Linked DNA regions of Homo sapiens: region 2 is linked to region 1. A link is a contact called in ENCODE Hi-C data. All regions are on one chromosome and are shown on one strand. Each heading gives the region's core, a stretch centred on a gene start or an enhancer-like site at or near the end of the contact. The rest is flanking DNA. Distances are from core to core; before and after follow the strand shown.

Evidence for each region. A loop is a pair of places that touch in the nucleus more often than their neighbours do. Pooled maps may share reads with other maps.
Region 2: a pooled map shows a loop between it and region 1 (23-fold over the local background). The contact joins two enhancer-like sites. A Hi-C loop is called at or near these places in 2 of 37 single-sample maps with no recorded cell type and 4 of 50 pooled maps.

Annotation. Positions count from the first base shown.
Region 1 is chr6:11,371,986-11,378,056 of GRCh38, forward strand. It overlaps a transcript of NEDD9 not described here. Among named protein-coding and RNA genes, the nearest start is that of NEDD9, 140 kb to the left of the region's middle. Within about 2 kb of position 2,371, at least 4 of the 41 ENCODE cell types and tissues checked have a DNase peak (open chromatin) inside an H3K27ac peak, as active enhancers do.
Region 2 is chr6:13,300,209-13,306,594 of GRCh38, forward strand. It overlaps TBC1D7-LOC100130357 (TBC1D7-LOC100130357 readthrough), which reads right to left. Exons shown (of 9, transcript NM_001318809.2): 7 at 6,190-6,319; 8 at 4,854-4,979. The coding sequence ends at 4,893. It overlaps TBC1D7 (TBC1 domain family member 7), which reads right to left. Exons shown (of 8, transcript NM_016495.6): 7 at 6,190-6,319; 8 at 4,743-4,979. The coding sequence ends at 4,893. Among named protein-coding and RNA genes, the nearest start is that of TBC1D7, 25 kb to the right of the region's middle. RefSeq lists an enhancer at 2,893-2,942. Within about 2 kb of position 3,668, at least 33 of the 41 ENCODE cell types and tissues checked have a DNase peak (open chromatin) inside an H3K27ac peak, as active enhancers do.

The sequences.
Region 1 (6,071 bases), core at 1,121-3,620:
TCCAATTACAATATTTTAGTTATTTTTTAATGTACAATTAAATTATTTTCGACTACGGTCATCCTGTTGTGCTAGCAAATACTAGGTCTTACTCATTCTTTCTATGACTTGTACTCATTATCTATCTCCCCTACCTGCCCCCCATAATCCCCCCCACCCACAACGCTACCCTTCCCAGCCCCTGGTAACCATCCCTCTATTGTCTGTCTTTATGAGTTCAATTATTTTAATTTTTAGCTCCCACAAGTAAGTGAGAACATGTGAAATTTGTCTTTCTGTGCCTGGTTTATTTCACTTAACATAATGACCACTAGTTCCATCCATGTTGCTGCAAATGACTGGATCTCATTCTTTTTTATGGGTGAATAGTACTCCATTGTGTATATGTACCACATTTCCTTTATCCATTTATTTGTTGATGGACACTTAGGTTTCTTCCAAATCTTGGCACTTGTGAAGAGTGCTGCAATAAACACAGGACTGCAGATATGTCTTTAATATATTGATTTCCTTTCTTTTGGGTATATGTGAGTGGGATTGCTGGATCATATGACAGCTCTATTTTTAGTTTTTTGAGGAACCTCCAAACTGTTCTCCACAGTGGTTATACTAATTTACATTCCCACTAACAGTATATGAGGGTTCCCTTTTCTTCACATCCTCAGTAGAATTTGTTATTGCCTGACTTTTGCATATAAGCCATTTTAACTGTGGTGAAATGATATCTCATTGTAGTTTTGATTTGCATTTCTCTGAGGATCAGTGATGTTGAGCACCTATTCATATACCTGCTTGCCATTTGTATTTTTCCTTTTGAGAAATAAGCCTGATATTCTTTCAGGGCATAAATTAAGAATGCAACCCTCCTCTGCCCATGGCCACATATATCATGTAAGAGCAATCTGGCATAGATACTCCAATTCATTTTTTTTAAATGGATTCTCAGTTCTAAACAACATAAACCAATGTCTTTATTTTTAATGCTTGTCTTTGCTTCAGTCAAAAAAACTCCAAAACACAATGAAGGAAGAGGCCAATTGAGTAAACCAGTTACTTAAAGCTAACAAAGAAACAGACATCATCAAGCAGTTCTGTCTTCCCAAATCAATTCTTTTGAAATCAAACACCTTCGTTAAGTGGTTCCTTGAACTGTTTTGCCATAAAAATTAAAAAAAAAAAACTCATGAAGAAAATGAAATAATCATGTACAAAATACCTTTGTCACTTTATTTTTAATACAATTGTATGCAATTTGTTAATTTTCATCATCCTTTATAACTGAATTATATGTGCTTTTGAAAGCTACATAATGAATAACATGTTGTATATAATTGTTAAAATGTGTCTATGGTCATCATATAATTTAGACCTGAGGTCCTCAGTAGAAGACAAAGTCCAGGAAGTCAGAACCTCTGTTCCTCTTTTCACTATACCCCAATACCATATGTATATGGGAGAATGGATTTGATTGACTTGAGTTGTATCTGCAGTGCTTCTTGAAGGCATGAAAACTACTGCGAGTGTTTTAATTACTCAAACCTCCACCCTTCCATATGTAAGCTTCTTGAAAATAGGGATTTTGTCTGGCTGGCTTTCCTGCTGAATCCCCAGCACCTAATATGGTGCCTGGCCCATACAGAGTCCTTAACAGATGTTCAATAAATATTAATATCTACTAAATTATTTTCTGAAATGGATACAGTATCTGAGATGGTTAATTTTACGTGTTAACTTGGCTAAGCCAAGGTACCTAGATATTGATCAAACATTCTTCTGGATGTCACTGCAAAGCTATCTTCTTTAAAAGATTAACATTTAAATGAGTAGGCTTTGAGCAAAACAAATGACCTTCCATAATGTAGGTGGGCCTCCAATCAGTTGAAGGCCTTAATAGAAAAAAGAGCGACATCCACAGAGCAAGAAGGAATTCAGCTAGCAGAGTGCCTTCGGACTCAAGTAGCAATGTCAGTTCTTCCCTGATCTCCAGCTTGCCAGCCTGCCTTGCTGATTTTGGACTTGCCAGTCTCCATAATTGTGTGAACCAACTTCATAAAATAAATCTCTCTCTCTCTCTCTCTCTCTATATATATATGTATATATATACACACACACATTCCATTGGTTCTGTTTGTCTGGAGAACCCTAATACACCCACCTTACTCCTTTGCTCACTCAATGAATCAATCAATATATGTCATTTGCCAGGGATCACTCTCACCCATCAAGACCTCACAACTACTAAAGCCAAACCAGTGATACAACCCCTGAAGTACACTCTTGACTTTAACTTCTCCACTCCGGTGGAGTGACAAAGAGCATTACTTCCTTAATGTTTCGACGATTATATGATGCAAAGCACCTGCATGAGGAACAGGTGCTGAGAGGACACTGTACTTGCTAAAGCCATGTCCTGATAGTGTGACAGAAGGCACCAGCATACTACTGTGCTTTGAGGAGAAAATGCTTCCCATGGTGAGGCTGAGCTGCTGATAGTCTCACTTCCTCTAAATATTTCCACTCTTTACAAGTGAAGCTGTGGGTGGGGAATTTCAGAGTCATGGAAACTAGTCAAAGGTTACTAAAGGTTCATGGACACTACTATTTGATAACTGTGTGGTAGCTGCATAGTCGCATATGCTATAGAAAAAGGTGAATATAAAAAATACATCAATAGGAAGCTTATAGATGAGCACTATATGAAATTTGGTTCTCTTCAGGATCAAGCAAAGTGATGGACCTTCATGGAACCCAATCTGCTGGTCTGGGGAACAATACTTTTGTAAATTAAGTATTCATATAGAACTTTTCCCCAAGGGCTTATCTGGAGGGGAAGTGACAGTGAGAGTGAAAGCCTTAATTTGCCCACAATCAGCATGGGCTAGCCCAGTCACAAATTGTCTGTCCAGGAAGATTCTTTTTTTTCTTTTTGTTTTTATTTTTTAATCTTGGGGAGTCACTTTAGCCCTTTCTTCCTCTCCCATTTAAGACCCCTTCCCTCCTTTGATGTCCCCTAGCTAAAACCTGCTTCTAACTTGAGGCAAAATTTTCACTTCTCTGCTCAAGTAGTTTGTGCATGAAACAGGGATAAATTTGGTGGCAATTGTGCCTTCTTGAAATCCTAACTCTGAACCATCATTTTTGTCAATGACTTAGCACTGCCAACTGATAGAAATGATAGACTGTCATACATTCATGCAATAGGATACTATACAGCTGTGAAAATGAATTATCAACATCTCTTGGCATCAACATGGATAACACTCAGAAATATCATGTTGACCCTAGAGCAAGTCTTGGAAGAATGCTTATGTATGATTATATTTACTTACAGTTCCCAAACAGGCAGAAATTGACTATATGCAAATTGTATATATACCTATGCATATATGTCTATGCATACACTTAGACCTAGGAGGCCAATCAAAAAGTAAAGTAAGGGAATGACTAACAAAATTTTAAGACAATAGTTCCTTTTGTGGTAGGTGATATAATTTGGATGTTTGTCTCCTCCAAATCTCACGCTGAAATGTGATCCACAGTGTTAGAGGTGGGGCCTAGTAGGAGGTATTGGATTATGGGGGCAGATCCCTCATGAGTGGCTTAGTGCTGTCCCTTTGATGGTGAGTGAGTTTTCACTCAGTTAACGCACCCAAGATCTGGTTGTTTAAAGGACTCTGGGACCTCTCCCTTCTGTCCTTTTCTCTCTCTCTTGCCATGTCATATGCTGGCTCCTCCTTCCGCCATGATTGTAACCTTCCTGAGGCCTCACCCGAAGCAGATGCCAGCACCATGCTTTCTGTATACCCTGCAGAACCATAAGTCAATCAACCCTTTTTTCTTTTTTCTTTCTTTTTTTTGAGACGGAGTCTCACTCTATCACTCAGGCTGGAGTGCAGTGGCGTGATCTCGGCTCACTGCAAGCTCCGCCTCCCGGGTTCATGCCATTCTCCTGCCTTAGCCTCCTGAGTAGCTGGGACTACAGGCGCCCGTCACCACACCCAGCTAATTTTTTGTATTTTTAGTAGAGACGGGCTTTCACTGTGTTAGCCAGGGTGGTCTCGATCTCCTGACCTCGTGATCCGCCCGTCTCGGCCTCCCAAAGTGCTGGGATTACTGGCGTGAGCCACCGTGCCCGGTCCCCACTTTTTTTCTTTATAAATTACCCAGCCTTGGGTATTTCTTTATAGTGATGCAAAACGGACTAACACAGAAAATTGAAAATTGGTACTGAGAAGTGGAGCATTGCTATAAAGATAACTGAAAATGTGGAAGTGACTTTGGAACGGGGTAAGGGAGAGGCTGGAAGAGTTTAAAGGACTCAGAAAAAGACAGGAAGATGAGGGAAAGTTTGGAACTTCTTAGAGACTGGTTAAATGGTTGTGACCAAAATACTGATACAGATATGGACAGTGAAGTTCTGGCTGATGAGGTCTCAGATGGAAATGAGAAAGTTTTTGGGAAATGGAATGGGGTCATTCTTATTATGCCCTAACAAAGAACTTGGTTGCACTGTATGCTCTAGGGATCTGTGGAAGTTTGAACTTAAGAGTGATGACCCAGGCTACCTAGTAGAGGAAATTTCTAAGCAGCAAAGCATTCAAGAGGTGACTTGGCTACTTCCAGCAACCTAAATCAGATATGGGAGCAAAGAAGTGACTTAACATTGAAATTTATATTTAAAAGGGAAACAGAGTGTAAAAGTTTGTAAAATTTGCAGCCTGGCTCTGTGGTAGAGAAAGAATCCAAGCAGGTTGTGAAACATTCACTTGCTAGAGAGATGAGCATAACTAAAAGGAAGCCAATATCCAAGACAAGGCAAAAACCCTCCAAAGGCATTTCAAAAATCTTGAGGACAGCCCCTCCCATCAAAGGCCCAGAGGCTTAGGAGAAAAGAATGGTTTCAGGGGCCAGGCCCAGGGCCCTACTGCCCTGCTGAGCTTCAGACTCTGGCTTCAGCCTCAGCTCAAAGGGGCCCAGGTACAGCTCTGGCCACAGTTCTGGAGGACACAAGCCATAAGCCTTGGTGATTGCCACATGGGGTTAAGTCTGCAGATGCTCAGAACGCAAGTGTGAAGAAGGCTTGGTGGCTTCCACCTAGATTCCAGAGGATGTATGGGAAAGCCTGGGTGCTCAGGCAGAAGCCTACTGCAGAGGCAGAGGCCCCACAGAAAAACTCTACTAGGAAAATGCCAGGGGAAATGTGGGGTTGGAGCTCCTACACAGAGTCCCCACCAGGGCACTACCTAGTGGAGCTGCGGAAAGGGGGCTGCCACCCTCTAGAACCCAGAATAGCAGATTCACTGGCAGCTTGCACCCTTTAACTGGAAAAGCAACAAGCACTCAACTTAAACCCATGAGAGCAGCCATGTGGGCTGCATCCTGCAAAGCCACAGGGCCAGAGCTGCTCAAGGCCTTAGGAGTCCACTGTTATAACAGTGTGCCCTAAATGTAGGACTTGGAGTCAAAGGAGATTGTATTTTGGACCTTTAAGATTTAATGACTACCCTGCTAGGTTTCAGATTTGTGTGGGGCCCCTATACCCTTTCTTTTGGCCAATTTCTCCCTTTTGGAATGGTAATGTTTGCCCAATATCTGTACCATCATTGTACCTTGGAAGTAACTAACTTGTTTTGACTTTAGAGTCTCATAGGTGGACAGATTTGAGTCTTAGATGAGACACGACTTTGTACTTGATGCTGGAATCAATTCAGACTTCGGGAGACTACTGGGAGAAGATGATTGTATTTTGCAATGTGAGAAGGACATCAGATTTGGGAAGCCAGGGGCAGAATGATATGGTTTAAACATTTGTCCCCTCCAAGTCTCATGTTGAAATGTGATCCCCAATTTTGGAGGTGGGATCTAGTGGGAGGTATTGGAGCATGCGGGTGGATCCCTTATGAATGAATTAACACCATCTATCTGGTGATGAGTGAGTTCTTCTTCAATTAGTTTACATGAGATCTGGTTGTTTAGGCCAGGCGCAGTGGCTCATGCCTGTAACCCCAGCACTTTGGGAGGCTGAGGTGGGTGGATCACCTGAGGTCAGGAGCTCAAGACCAGCCTGGCCA
Region 2 (6,386 bases), core at 2,418-4,917, 1.9 Mb after region 1:
AATTGCGTCACGAAACTCTGTCTCCAGAGGCTGGACCTGTAATGTATACATTTAGCGTCTTAGGGTGGGGCATCTTCTACCAGAGTGATCCAGACTGCAGAGACACAGACTCTAGACAGAGCCCACACACTGTGTGGATCATAGATAAGAGGACGAGAGGGTCCAGGGTCTCTTTAGTCCCATCCCAGACTCCAAGCCCTCCCTCTTTAGGTTCTCAGCCTCACCCCTGCATCCTATAATAAAATCTCCTTTAAGCAAGCGTGCTTCAGAACAACTCTATTACTTGTCAATGGAGGCGTCTTAATGCTGAACCAGGCCTTCCCATATTCAACAAATATTCATGAAGAGCCCACGTGGGCTAGGAGATGTGCTTGACACTGGGGGAACGAAAAAAAGAATAAGTCATTACCACTAACCTCAAAGAGGTCACATAAATCTGGGACGTAAACAGATCATTCTAAACCAATGTATTAGTCTCAATGTTTGTCTTCCCCTAAAATGTGTGTGCTGAAATCCTAGCCCCCAGGGTGATGGTATTTGGAGGTGGGGCCTTTGGAAGGTGGTGAGGTCTTGGGGTGGTTCCTCATGCATGGGATTAGGACGCTTGTAACGGGCTGAAAGAGCAGAGTTCATTCCTTCCACCAGGACACAGCAGGAAGGCACCATCTATGAACCACACAGAGGGCCCTCGCCAGACACTGAATCTGCCAGTGCCTCGGGTGTGCTAAAGGCAGCCCCTGGCTTCAAGAATCTTGCATCTTAGAGGGAAACCACATGGAACACTTAATAAAAGTTCAAGACAACCGAACAAGAGACTTCCAAACAATTATTGCTAAATGAGTGGTCCCTGAAATGTTACAGAAGCTCAGAGTTAGGAAAATGCACTTTGAGCTTGGCAGTTAACAAATTTTCAGAGAAGGCAGAGCTGAGTTAGGCCTCCAAGCATACGGTAGATTCAAACAGAGACAGTGCCTAGCCACACTCTTGCAAATGATGCTCTTGAAAATATTAAATATCCAGAGTTCCATGCTTCTAAAAGTGCTTTCACAGCCAACTCATGTGATGCTCACAAGCACGCTGGGGAGGGAGGGATGTCACAGAATCACTGTTTGATGATGGGGAAACCAAGACACAGACTGAGTGATTGGCTTGGTTTGCAAAACTAGTGAGTGGGGCAGATGCTCATGCCCCCTGCCCGGTCCAAGGCTCTTCCTGTCACCTCTTCCATTACTAAGTGAAGGGGACACAGAATCACACATCTCACAGCAATTCTACCCTTCCTCTGGAGCTTCTGGACAGACTCAGTCCACCTTCTCCCTGGTGTGGCAGCACAGGAGTTGAGAGTTTCTACTAAAGATGTCTGGAACAAAACATCTATCTGTTAAATATGTCTTCCCTGCATGCTTGTACACTCCGAGAGGGCAGATACCATGTCTTGTTCAGCAATTAAGCTCAGTACCTGGCCCATAATTAAGACTGTATTCACATATATTTTGTGATTGAATGAAAACAAATAAAAAGACAAATGAACCAAACATATCGGTCAGAGGAGGGAGAAACGGGAGGTGGGAATGCAGGCCCACTGCGGTATAGCGTGCAGCCACCTGATGTTTAGGAGTGAATCTTCCAAAGCTTCTCCTCTTTGCTGCCCCCCTCTCAAATCTTCTTAGTATTATGTCCAGAGGGCAGGCAGAAGCAGGGAAAAGAGAGATGCTAAAATGTCCAGCAAGCACCAGCTTGCTACTTATTAAGACTCTAGGAAAGGATGATGGAGAAGACCAGGAAGTGACTCTGTGATAAAGCCAGTGCTTAGCGTGAGCTCTGGCAGTCCCGAGTGCCTGCCATGTAAGTTCCTGGTAAACTGCAAAGGAAAACCTCAGTATTAGGTATGAGTTGGAGATGTGAACCTTAAGCGCTTGCTATGACATTCAATTTGGAGTTGTGCTTAGGATGAGCTTCTAGGATTCTTGTGTGTCCTTCTCTGATGACATTCTCCAACTCCCTTTGTCATTGTCCTGGAGTAAAATCAGCCCCTGGGAGGGGGCTCCCCTTATGGGGAGTTATCACCTCATCTAGAAACTGTCCACTCACTTTTTAACCTCCCCAAGGCAAGGCTGACAGAGGGACCAAAGTGGAAAGGGCGACTGGTCGGGAAAGCCATGAAAGGCCAGCACCCCCACCGTGGTCCCCCAGAAATCACTACCACCCTCTGTTCTCCACACCGCCATCCATCACCCCTCCCTCCTACTCAAACTGGTGCCAGCTCTGGAGGAACATCAGCTGATCTAGGAGCCACGGCTTGTGCCAAGAGCCACGGACAGTTTCATTTGGCACACAGTCTCAAGGAGAAACGGCTCTTTGTTTTCACCAACAGAGGAGATGCCACCAACTCCTGCTCCCCAAATTCCCACACTCCTTTCCCTCTCTGTCAAGGGCAGAGGAAAGCACCTTCTGGCCCTTCTAGACCCAAAACACCCAGCTAAAGACAAAGGCTGCTGACCTTATGTGACCCGGGCAGATTCACTGTCCACACCCCACACCCCTCACCAGGCTCCCCAAAGGCTGCCTTGGCTGGAGAACTTGGGATGTCACTCTGCTGCTTACGGTCACAGAGCTCGAGCAGGCGCTGTCACTTGGGCCATGTGAGCCAGTGACTCATTTTAGGATCTGGTCCTGGGCATCTAAGCTCTTTGCTTACCCTCCTCATCCCCACTGGCTTCCCTCCAGGTTCTTCATTTTCAGACAGAAAACACCAAAACCTTGAGTCACCATAGGGACGTGATAACCACATGACAGGAAACTTATGCAATTCAAGACAGGGCAAGTGCCTGTCATACCCAGAGCTACAGTGCAAGAAGGTCCTCGGAGCTCCTTCAGCGCATCATATGATTTCAGTGTTGCCTCATAATTTTCAGGCGAACTTTCCATTAACAAAGAAAGTGCTTCATTCTCATGAACCCTGACCTCATTTCCTGAAACAGCCTTGACACACAAGCCTGTGTACACACAATCCTCTACACAATTATACCTCGACGCAATCCATCCATTCGATTTGTCAGCAGGCCAAAGCCACACCCCCAACACACACACACTCTCCAACCTTCCTCGGCCTTCCTTTCTCCTGGCCAAGAGGACTGAGATCTTCTCTCATCTGTGTTTAAGGCAAATCTCTAGACGGGAAAGAGCAGAAACTAAATTTGATCATGTTAAATTCCAGCTTTCCAAGGGCGAGGAAGAATCTCACATTTTAGCCGCAATAGTCTGTGACAGGAACCGTGGGTTGTAATATATGAAGGAAAAATTCTGCAGTATCCTGACAAAATGTTTTGAAGAAAAGGCATATGGATGTATTTTTATCAGGAACTGCGCTCCTCACCCAAGACAGCAGGCACAAACATTTTCAAAACACTCAGCTCTCAGCAAAGTGAAATTCTGCTATGAAGCGAAACTGGATGCTCATCCTCTCCATCCACCACTTTCTCAGGATGGGCCTTAAAAAAATCATTCCGCCAATCAGTGTTTTAATAAAAACTCTCAGATTGACTAACTTCAAGAAAAAATCGCCGCCCCACACCCTACAGCCAGAAAGGTTTTACCAAACTGGGTTTGACAGAATATACTTGCAGAATATTTATTTTTAGATCTCTCAGCAGTACAGTAAGAGTCTTTCGTTTCAGATCAGCTGGCCTCCAGCCAAAGCAGCGAAGTCAGAGGAACTTCAGCCCCTAAGCCTTCCTGCTCCCTAAGAGTACCAGCGCTCCTGCCTGGCTCCGGCATAAATGGTTGGCAATAAGTCATTTTTTATTAAAATTTTAACTCTAGGCAGCAATTTTGCTTTAAAAGGTTTTTCTTTGGAGTGCATTTTTATTTTAAAAAATTAAATACTCTTGGATATGTTAGTATTCAGAAGCAGCAGATTTCAACAGCTCACACTTTCTCTGAACTTTTTTTCAACAGATATTTCACACACTAAGGAGGGCCTGAATTCTCAGAATTGTACCTCTATAAGTTCATAGCTGCCCTCGTCTTTTAGGGGGTGGGTGGAAAATCCAACTCACCACTCAGGCTCTTGCAGGTCTGAAGGCTAAACCGGTGTGAAACAAAGGGTCCCCTTTCACTCACTACTCCCAAAGCCGGGAACTATCCAGTGAAGAGTGGCCATGCCATTTACGTGGCACAAGGTGGCCCAGGGGTGATGAGCTGTTCACCTTCACCGGCCATTTCTCTCACTGCTTTAGTGCGTGGCACAGTGCACCCTAACATCCCACATTTAACACCCCATCAAGAAAAATGTGAGTGCAGCAAAATATCCAACAAGTACTTGCTCCTAGGAGCAATTCAAACACATTTTGTTCAATAATGGTTTCATTCCAACTGGCCCAAAGAGAAAAAAGAGTAAGGAATTGTTTAAAGCCTGTTTAGCAAGATGAAGCCTCAGAAGGCAGTTGGCTTGGATTTAAACACGTATTGCATCAACAAAAGCCAAATCTGAGGTGTCAACAAAAGGAAGTCACTCTTATTCTAGAAACAGACCTTGAAAGTAACTAGCTTGGTGCTAATTAGAGACAGGCAGGGCAGGCTTAGTTATGCACTGCTGGTTAACACACCCACTCACCCTGACTAAACCGCTTTAAAATCAGGGAGCTATTTTCTAACAACCCTTTTGAAATGCTATTCAGAGATGAACTTTACATTTCTATGTAACTGCAAGATGCTGCTCGCCAACACAGCAACACCAGGCATTTCAATTAAATAATTTTATTGGGGGAAAAAAACCACTTTGAGCACCAAAGCAAGAAAAGTGTATTATTCAATCAGTTTCCCAGATCACATGCCAAGAACACAATGCTCACTGTGGTGCCTGGCAGACGGTCCACAACCAGCGGGTGCGTTCAGCTTGAATGGACCGGGGTCCCACAGTGTTTGTGCCACAAGTCAATGGCCTTGCTCACGATCGCGTCTGAGCTGTCCTGGGGAATCTGTGGGCAAGCAAATCAGTCTTTGTGAAATTTCAGTGTTGACAACTTCAGTGTCTTCCCTCATTCGCTGTGGCATGAAATCCACTTCCATGGGAGTTTGCACTGTTTTTCAGAAAGTGACAGCATAAAAGACTTGCGTCACATGCTACCTGAGGACATGAAAGGGCTCCAGTGTCAGCCTGCCTGGGTTCAAATCCTGCACTGCTCACTAACTGTGCACCCCCGGGCAGGTTACCTAAGCTACCTGGGTTTCAGATCCCCATCTCTAAAATGGGGGAAATGATAGCCTGACTTCACAGAGCTGTTCACAGTAGGACATGAGGTAACCCATGGAAAATACTTAGCACAGGCTTCGCACTGCTAGCCACCTCTGGTTATAATGATGATTATTCATTTATTCAACGCATATTGACTCAGTACTTTATTATAATTTACCAGGCCATTTTTCAAATGTTAATACTATTTTAAAAATGAATAGATTTTGGATTCTGTGAAAATCATTCAGGCATAAGTCTCTTTAATCCTACTTCTTGCCTGGTAAAGGGTATTCCAAGATACATAGCGAGGGAAAAGTTAATTTCATTACCATTGCCTTTTTCAGCAATATACTAGGTTAATACTGTATATTAATAAACCCAACTGGGACTACACCAGAGACAGTAACAGAAATGAAATGGCTTACAAAATCCTCCAAAATACAGAACCCCTTTTGAACTGACAAAAATTACTCATTGTAAAATGACAGATCCCACCTATTCCTTTTCCTGACATGCCTGCTGATAGTCACATGGAGGATGAGACTCTGGTTCTAAGTGGACACATTCACGAGATGGTCTCAGACCATCATTTCCCAAAGACAGGATGCAAACTAACCCTCAGGCCAACTTTAGGCCAAACTTTTTCAGGGAAAAGTGTTTCTTATAATGTAAAAATACACTGTATGATTTCTCTGAAATAATCTAATGTAACAGGAAAATCTCACTTGCTAAAGTGACTTCATTTCTAGATTCAAAATCAAATCAAATTATTATTTCTCTTAAATAATTTCCCTAAAATAATCATTATTATAATTATTCTCTGAAACATTCTAAGGTATTATTTCTCTAAAATCATGTAATTATTTCTCTGAAATAATCTAATGTAACAGGAAAATCTGACTTGCTAAGGTAACTTCATTTCCAGATTCAAAATCAAATCAAAGCACACTTACATTTTCCAGAAACTTTGTTATCTTCTCTGCACTGTTCAGTGCCATAACTTTTATTTTAAAGGTTAATAAAATTTCGACAGCTACAAAAACTAGGATCTTACAGGATCCACTCACAACTTTATCCCAAACCCTACAAAAATAAGGAGATATAATCAAATTATATGAGTTTCAGAATTATGTTTAGCCTAGACATCTCA